Linked DNA regions of Homo sapiens: region 1 is linked to region 2. A link is a contact called in ENCODE Hi-C data. All regions are on one chromosome and are shown on one strand. The core of a region is the stretch at or near the end of the contact, and the rest is flanking DNA. Distances in the headings are between cores, read along the strand shown.

Region 1 (4,151 bases), core at 56-2,555, 2.1 Mb before region 2:
ACATAAACATATGCCAAGACATAGCTTTGATGTCAAATACCATACGTTCTGGTTCACACATTGTTCATATATTGACCCAAAAAACTGAAATACGATCCAATGGCAGATCCGCCTGCAAGGAAGGTGATTCAGTTTTCACTGATTAAGCTTTATGTTCATCAGATTAATTGCTCGCAATAGAGGACACCCTACAAAAAATTATTCTCCTTATCCTTCGTCTTGTCTTTGCAAACAGGACTTTCAGACACAGAACGCCCCAGAAGTATTTCGAAACAGTTACCTCTCCTAAGAGGAGCTGCTGAAAGAATTTGTTACTAAACATGCTTCGTGTATATTCTGGAGCAAGCTCTCACGCCTAACAGAAACAAGAGCTACTTGATGTGAGACACTTTGTCACTTAAGTGTGATAATTGCCACAACTTCGGAGTCCGAGTAACTTGGAAGACAGCCCCTCTGGGGGATGGCACACTTTTCTCTCTGCAGTCATTTCGGCTTCACAAAATACCTCAACGGTAGAGAACACACTGGGCCCACCCCTTTCCAGGAGCAGCCGGTATAGAAGAAATCCGCGGAGCACAGAGGGTTGGGGAGCGGAGGCCCCACCAGGAGAAGGGTCAGCCGAACCAGGGATCGCCTGAGACCAACTTGGGTCCCTCCAGGGGACACCATGGGAGGAGACCGTGGGAGAAGAGTCTAACCTGAGAGGCCGCGGACGTTTGCTACAGCGGGAACCAGCTTGGGGGCTGAGAGCAGCCAAGGCATTACGGCCTAACTCACGCGTCGGGAAGAGAAAGAGGGTAACGACGGGGAACGCAACCGCCTGCAGGGCCGCGTCGCCAGGAAACCGGGCCAGCCGCACCTCCCCTTCCGGCGGAGGCGGCTCGCGGGCCTTCCTTGCGCGGCGGCGCAGGTTGTGACGTCATGCCCCGAGCTGGGACCGACCCTCCGGCTCCACGCCCTTTTTTTTTTTTTTTTTTAGGTCCCGGGCGTTGAGCTCTACTCAGTGCACGCAGCCACACAATATGCTCTTGGACGTCGCCCCCTGGAGGGGATGTTATCTCCCGCCTCCTTGAAGTCGCCCATTTCTGGGGTTGCCCCATCCAGGGAGCTGGTTCCTAGTTAAGAATATGAGAATGTATGCGCAGGGAGGCAGGCAACAGCACGAACAGCCACGCTTCTAGAAGATTCTAGGGAGCGCGCAGGAGCAGCGCAGAGGGAGTAGGAATGAGCAGGCGGAGGACCCGAGGTCACGAGACCGTTGGGTGGGAGGAGCCAGCGGCCGGGGAGGTTCTAGTCTGTTCTGTCTTGCGGCAGCCGCCCCCTTCTGCGCGGTCACGCCGAGCCAGCGCCTGGGCCTGGAACCGGGCCGTAGCCCCCCCAGTTTCGCCCACCACCTCCCTACCATGGACCCCCGCAAAGTGAACGAGCTTCGGGCCTTTGTGAAAATGTGTAAGCAGGATCCGAGCGTTCTGCACACCGAGGAAATGCGCTTCCTGAGGGAGTGGGTGGAGAGGTGAGACCCAGGCCTGAGGACCGTTGGGGGCGGGGGAAGCACGGCCCCAGGGGGGAGCCAGGCTGGACCTGGCTCGGTCCGGCGGGCGAGGCGGGGTCGCTGCCCCTTCTTTGCCCGGGAAAGGGAGGCAACTTCGAGGGGTCATGGAAGATCGCGAGCCTTGGGTAGTACAGGAGCCGCGGGGAGCAGGAGGCAGAGCTGGGTTCCTCGCACCCTGAGGTTGCCCAGGGGTGTATCTTGGGCGAAATACAAAAACAGGACTGCGGATGCGTGGACACTGGAGACGCGAGGAGTGAAAACTGCAAGACTTAGATTTTGCGTGGGGTTGTTTTTCTTTCAGTCTTGTGTGCCCTGCTCAGGTCTCATTGGTACATAGCAGTTCCTTTACGCACTATTCCTTTACGTCGTGTTATAATAATATAACACTAGTAAGTTAAAAGTTACAAAACTAGTAAGAATAAAAATGATAACTGTAAAAATGATTGTTTTTACCTTACAGCGTTTGTAGCTGCGTAGGATTAATTATCTTGAGAATCACTTATTATACCTCCGTTACTTGGCAGTGTTATCACTCCAAACACGTCTGAGAAAAATAATTTCTTAAGGCCTGGCATGTTTCCAGGATATAATCTTGTTGTCTTTAACTGTAGAGTACTTCGCTACGTGCAAGGAGTTAATTGACAAGGCATTGTGCCTGGTGCTAGGAAACAGTATAAGTACTGTCTATTTAGACGAATAAATAGAAAAGTTCGTTTTGATATTTACTATATAATAGTAATTAGCATTTTATGTGTTGAAGGAGCACCGAAGAGAAAAAGTGACAGGGAAGTCTTCCCTAAGATGACTTTTTAAAAAATTATTACTAATGGGGAACTGAAAAGATGACATACAAATTGCACTAAACAGGGATAAATAGCAACTATGCAGACCATTGCGACTCCTAAGAGGTGCTGCTGTGAACGTTATGTGTTTAGTGACTTTTGTCTTTTAGAGACAGGGTTTGGCTGTATTGTCCAGGCCGCATACAGTGGCGGGATCACTGCAGCCTCCAATTCCTGGGCACAAGCGATCCTCCTGCATCAGTCTCCCAGGTGGCTAGCAGTGCGGGATCGAGCCACCATACTTGGCTAATTTAATTTTTTTGTAGAGATGGGGGTCCCATTAAGTTGCCCAGGCTTGTCTTGAACTCCTGGCCTCAAGGGACTCCCCCGCCTCCCAAAGTGGTGGTATTACAGGCGTGAGCCACTTCACCCAGCGTGATATTTTTGTGTGGGAAGATGAGCTCATGATTACCAAATAGCTCAAAGAATATTTCTTAACAACAATCTGGTTCTAAGGAAAAAACTCGTTACAATCTGTCAGCGTTGTATGTTGTATTTTTTTCCTCTAAGAAGTTTTTCAATTTTTAGCTCCCCACCAATTGTCTAACTACTGGAAGACTTACTTATATGTGAAATTCTGAGACCATTTAATATTACTATGTTAATAGTAACTTTATGAATATTGGTAAGAAGTCTATTTTGCAAACTCCTCAACCGGGAAATGTCAGGATTAGGAATTGAGGGCTAGGTTTTAGTCGTTTTCTCTATTGAACAGCTTGATGATCCAAAAGCCTTAAGATATTTGTATGCTTTTATCCTAATTATAGGAAAGAACCTGCAGTTAATAAATTCTTTCTAAAATTCCAGGTAACGTAGACAAGTATCACAGGAAGAAAATAGCCGGCTCCAAGAGCTGGCTCCACTTTACATTAAGTGGATACAATGTTTTTGTTTCATTCTTACTAGTGAGGAAGAGGAGACACAGAAGAACAAATTAAAAGCATGTGTAAGAACAGTGTCCTCCTGACTTGTGCTGGAGTGATTGTGCCTATGTAGAGAATTCCACTTTAAGGTTTGCAAAATATTTGTCAGGCACTACTATCTCCCAAACAAAAACAAGAAATAGTCATATACCTTATTTTAACATAGGTAATTCCAGTTTTTCTTTCTGATTCCACTTACATTCTTTAGCCATCCTGAGTTGGCTGAAGTATGGGGTGAAGCATCATGGCATATGTAGGGACTTTATTCTGAACTTAAATTGAGATATTTAATATAGAAGCTTTTTCTCTTTATTTCTGTATTTAAACTAAGATTTTTATAAACTCTGAGGCCTTTGCGTTTGTGTCAGTTTCTCTCTCTGCCTTCATCAGTCTGCAGTTCGAGATTGTGGCAGATGGGGCTGAATGTGGAGACTTCTAGGTCCAGACGTCTTCCTAGGCCTGATGCTACTGTTAGGGTTACTCAAGTTGAAAACATGTGTTTCTCACAGGCTTAGCTGTTGAAGAACAGTACATCTGCCTATTTGCTATAATTGCTAGCATTGTTTATAGCTTAGTTTTATTTGATATAAGGATTTATTAGTTTAACCTTTTAAATTGCACAAAGAGAAATACTAAAAGTCTTTCTGAACTAGTTGTCAGTGAGGATCCAGGAGACTGTTCTTTTCAAGAACTGTGTTTTGAGATATTTTTGTTTTTCCCTTTTTAGAGACAGAAGCATTCTCCCACTCTATTTTCTCCCGTTTAACAATTTAGTATCTTGTATGTGGTTTCATGGCTTTACTTGATGGTAATTAAGATCGAAGAGAGTGTCTT
Region 2 (4,299 bases), core at 1,330-3,829:
TTAAGAACCAGCAAGGACCTAGCACCCTTCAAGCTGCCAACTCTCAGAACCAAACCCACTGTGCCTGCCTCCTGTCTACCCACTCGAAATCCAATTCACCGTCTTCACCACCAGAGTGATCTTTCCACAACACAAATGTGACCACATCTTGAAACCCTCCAACAGCTACCGTGCCTATTCTTACCTCATCCCAGGGAGCACTCAAGTCCCTGAACTTGGCATTCAAAACCCTTCTCACTACTTCCCTACTTCCCTTAGCATCTTCACCCCTATCACCTCCCACCTACACCTACATTCGCCCTCCACCCAGACCTTACGAAGCCACCCACAGTTCCCCAGTGAAGCATGCTGTCCCACCCTCAATTAGCCCCCCGGGGTCATCCTGGACTCGGCCAACTCAAGTACCACACTCTGAGAGTTAGTTACTCCCTCCTTGGAAAGAGCCAGAATCTTGCCCACACCTCTACCATAGCATTGGTAGAATGAATTATTCTATATCTATTTGTTCACATGGCTGTCTGTTCACTGGACTGTGCCTTCCATGGGATCAAGGTCCTCATCTTACTCCTCTCTGAATCACTAGCACCTGACGAGGGCTGAGCTCCCAGTAGATGCTGTAACTGCCCAATGGGTTCACCTTGCCCACTGCCTAGACAGAGCCGATGTATCAAGACAGGGGGATTGCAATGGAGAAAGGTAATTCAAACAGAGCCAGCTGTGCGGGAGAGGGGAGTTTTATTATTACTCAAATTACTCAAACAGAGGAATGCAGCGGTGAGATTTGGGTTTTGGCAGGGTCATGTTGACTATGGTACAGAGGATAAATTAGAGAGGTGCAAGACTGCAGCCAGGGAGTCCCACCAGGAGATTGCACTCAGGTAGATGGGATTGTGGTGTTGTGCACATGGAGGGTGCCATGAACGTGGCCAGAAAGGCTGTATCAGGAAATAGTGAGGAGTCGAAATTGGCATGCTTGTGACTGGAAGTGGGCTGTTGTAGTGGGAAGGGTGAAGGACTCCCCCCTGTTTTCTGATGGAGGCAACTGGGTCGGGGGTGGTGCCATTTACTGGAATGGGGAATGCAGGAAGAGCAGATTGGAGGGAGATGATCAATTCAGTTTGGGACACACTGAGTTTGAAGGGCTTGTGGAACATTCTGGTGCACATGGCTAGGAGGCAGTTGAATATGCTACCCAAGCATTCAGGGATCAGAGGTTTTAAAGATAATTTTGTGGGTAGGGGCTTGGCAAGCGAGGAGTGTTGATTGATTAAGTCGAAGATGGAATACTGAGGGGGTCGAAGTGAGGTTTTCTTGCTGTCTTCTGTTCCTGGGTGGGATCACAGAACTGTTTGAGCCACATTACTGGTCTGGGTGGTGTCAGCTGATCCATCGAGCGCAGGGTCTGCAAAATATCTCAAGCGCTGATCTTAGGTTTTACAATAGTGATGTTATCCCCAGGAGCAATTTGGGAAGGTTCAGACTCTTGCAGCCAGAGGCTGCTGTGTGACCCCTAAACCATAATTTCTAATGTTGTAGCTAATTTGTTAGTCCTACAAAGGCAGACTGGTCCCAAGGCAGGAAGGGAGCCTTTTTGGGAAAGGGCTATTGTCAATTTTGTTTCAGAGTAAAACTATAAACTAAATTCCTTCCCAAGGTTCGTTCAGCCTATGCCTAGGAATGAACAAAGACAGCTTAAAGGCTAGAAAGGCAAGATGGAGTGGGTTAGGTCTGATCTCTTTCACTGTCATAATTTCCTCAGTTATAATTTTGGCAAAGACAGCTTCAATGCTAGTAAATGTGGCAGTGGGGTTTCACCCCAAGTACTCATCACAATAATAAAGGTTTAAACTACGAAGTACCCAACTGACCCTTTGATCTACCAATCAAATAATAGAATCCGCCAGTTCTTCCCCTTTCCCCTTTTCCTTCTCCGTACTTTCGGATTAATTTTCCCTCCCAAGGGGAAGAAAAGGCAGGCTCTGGGCAACTGTGTCTGAAATTAGGTGGTACAAATGTCTCCTAGTGACTAGAGCTAGGTGACCATACAAGGGTGTGGCACAGAGGAAGGAGCCCCTGGGTTCCTTCTCCAGGGAGATTACCTCCATCCTTTACCAAGTTACTTAACCTCTCTGAACTTTAGTTCAGATGGGATGACGAATATTATCACCTAAAAGTACTGTAATGAGAATCAAGTGAGATATTAATTGTACAGCCCTACAAAAATGCTAGTTATTATCAGGCTTTTCAGATCCCAATAAAGTAGTGGCTAAGTGTCACGACACCAACAAGTTGCATTTGTTATTTCAAGTGACTAAAAGAACCTCCCAAGGCAGTACTGCTTTTCGAAGTTTGTTTCCCTAGAAAAAGAACTTCAATGTGTCCCCTGCTCCTCGGGCACGCTTAAGACAACTATAAGTGAAGTCCCGCCTCCCTGGCCTCTAAACCACGCCCCTGTCCTTGCAAACGCCTGACTTATAAGGGCCTTTCACTCTGATTGATACTTTTATCCACCAATAATAAGTGAAATTCTCGTCAACGTCCGGTGAGGGGGCAGGACTTCCTTGCTGGTTGCTAAGACACTCTTGTTTCGCTCCTTGACAACCCTGGCGGGGGTTCGCTGGCTGCGGCCCCGGCTCCGGCCCCCGCAGGAGCAGGTGAGGCCCCGGGGCGCGGCGGGCAGCCAGGCGGGGAGGGCCGGCCCGGAGGGAGGGCGGGAGGCAACGCAGGGCGGAAGAGGCCTCGCCCGCCGCCGAGGCCCCACCTCGGTCTCCTGCCTGCTGTTCCCCTGCCCCAGGTCTTCCCATCCTCAACCCCCACCCTCACCCCCACTTCGGGACCTGCGAGCTCTGTCGTGACAGGTTTGCCATCGCGACTCTGCCGGCTGCTCTTCCCCACCCACCCAAGGCCTGCCCAGCTTCGTGGTCCCGCGTCCCCCTTTAGCCGACTTCCCCCAGCACCTTGATCCCTCGACCTTTCGCGGAGTAATTCCCTCTCCCGCGGGGTCGCCATCAACTAGGTCAGACCGCTCTTGGCTTGGAGAGTTGGCGACTTACTGGGATTCTGGGCTGGTCATTTCCCCTGTTTGGGCCTCAGTTTCCCCATCTGTAAATGAGAAGTTGAGTTGAGTGATCTCTAAGGCCTCTTCCACTCTGACGTTCTAGGATGTCGTTGTTCTTTGACCCAACTTTAGGCTTCCGAGAGGATGTGCTCCCCAATGGGAGGTATCGTGTATTGTGAAAATAACTTGGCAAACCTAATTTGGATTCCCAGTCTCAAGACCTACCCTCCCTGCGCTTTTAATCAGTGCATATGTAAAATCAGTATACGTCGGTGCATCTCCTTTGGTAATTCTGAGGCTAATATGAAGTACAGAGTCCAGTCCAGTATAGATTCAGTATTTGTTAGTTTCTTTCCTTTGTCTCTTCACCACATTTTCCCTCTCTGGGAAATGTTATCAACCCGGTCAGCATGAACTGTCATTTCTCCAGTTGACCCTCTCTGATCTTCCTCCTGGGCTTCCATGGTTAGGGTTACTTAGGGGTGGGGAGGGGACAGATGGAGATTGAAATACAGTCATGTACCATATAACAACGTTTTGGTCAAGAAAGACCACAGATACCACGGTGGTGCCCTAAGGTTATAATGGAGCTGACAAATTTCTATCACCTAGTTACATAGCTATCGTAATGTCAAAGCAAAATGCATGACTCACGTGTGTGGTGATGCTGGTGTAAGCAAACCTACAGTGCTGCCAGTCATATAAAATATAGCACATACAATTGTGTACAGGACATCATACTTGATAATGGTAATAAATGACTGTTACTTGTTTATGTGTTTACTATCCTACACTTTTATTGTTATTTTACAGTGTACACTCCTCCTACTTATAAGAAAATAAAATTTAACCGTAAACAGTCTTAGATAGGTCCTTCAGGAGGTATTCAAGCAAAAGGCTTTGTTATCATAGGAGATGACAGCTCCATGCGTGTTATTGCCCTGAAGACCGTCCAGCGGGACAAGATGTGGTAGTGGAAGATAGTGACACTAAGCATCCTGACCCTGTGTAGGCTTAGGCTAGTGTATCTGTGTCTGAGTTTTAACAAAAAAGTTAAAAATGTTAAAAATAAAAAATAAAGGCCAGGAGCGGTGGCTCACGCCTATTAATCCCAGCACTTCGGGAGGCCGACACAGGCAGATCACCTGAGGTCAAGAGTTTGAGACTAGCCTGGCCAACATGGTAAAACCTGTCCCTACTAAAAATACAAAAAATTAGCCAGACGTGGTAGCGGGCACCTG

What was found. A loop is a pair of places that touch in the nucleus more often than their neighbours do. Pooled maps may share reads with other maps.
Region 1: a map of naive thymus-derived CD4-positive, alpha-beta T cell shows a loop between it and region 2 (18-fold over the local background). The contact joins the promoter of ST13 here to the promoter of DNAL4 in region 2. A Hi-C loop is called at or near these places in 2 of 168 maps with a recorded cell type or tissue (both naive thymus-derived CD4-positive, alpha-beta T cell) and 10 of 50 pooled maps.

Annotation. Positions count from the first base shown.
Region 1 is chr22:40,853,793-40,857,943 of GRCh38, reverse strand. It overlaps ST13 (ST13 Hsp70 interacting protein), which reads left to right and starts at 1,305. Exons shown (of 12, transcript NM_003932.5): 1 at 1,305-1,513. The coding sequence starts at 1,404. It overlaps XPNPEP3 (X-prolyl aminopeptidase 3), which reads right to left and starts at 796. Exons shown (of 10, transcript NM_022098.4): 1 at 699-796. The coding sequence starts at 762. RefSeq lists enhancers at 491-950, 961-1,180, 808-1,577.
Region 2 is chr22:38,792,423-38,796,721 of GRCh38, reverse strand. It overlaps DNAL4 (dynein axonemal light chain 4), which reads left to right and starts at 2,579. Exons shown (of 4, transcript NM_005740.3): 1 at 2,579-2,654. RefSeq lists a silencer at 2,388-2,837.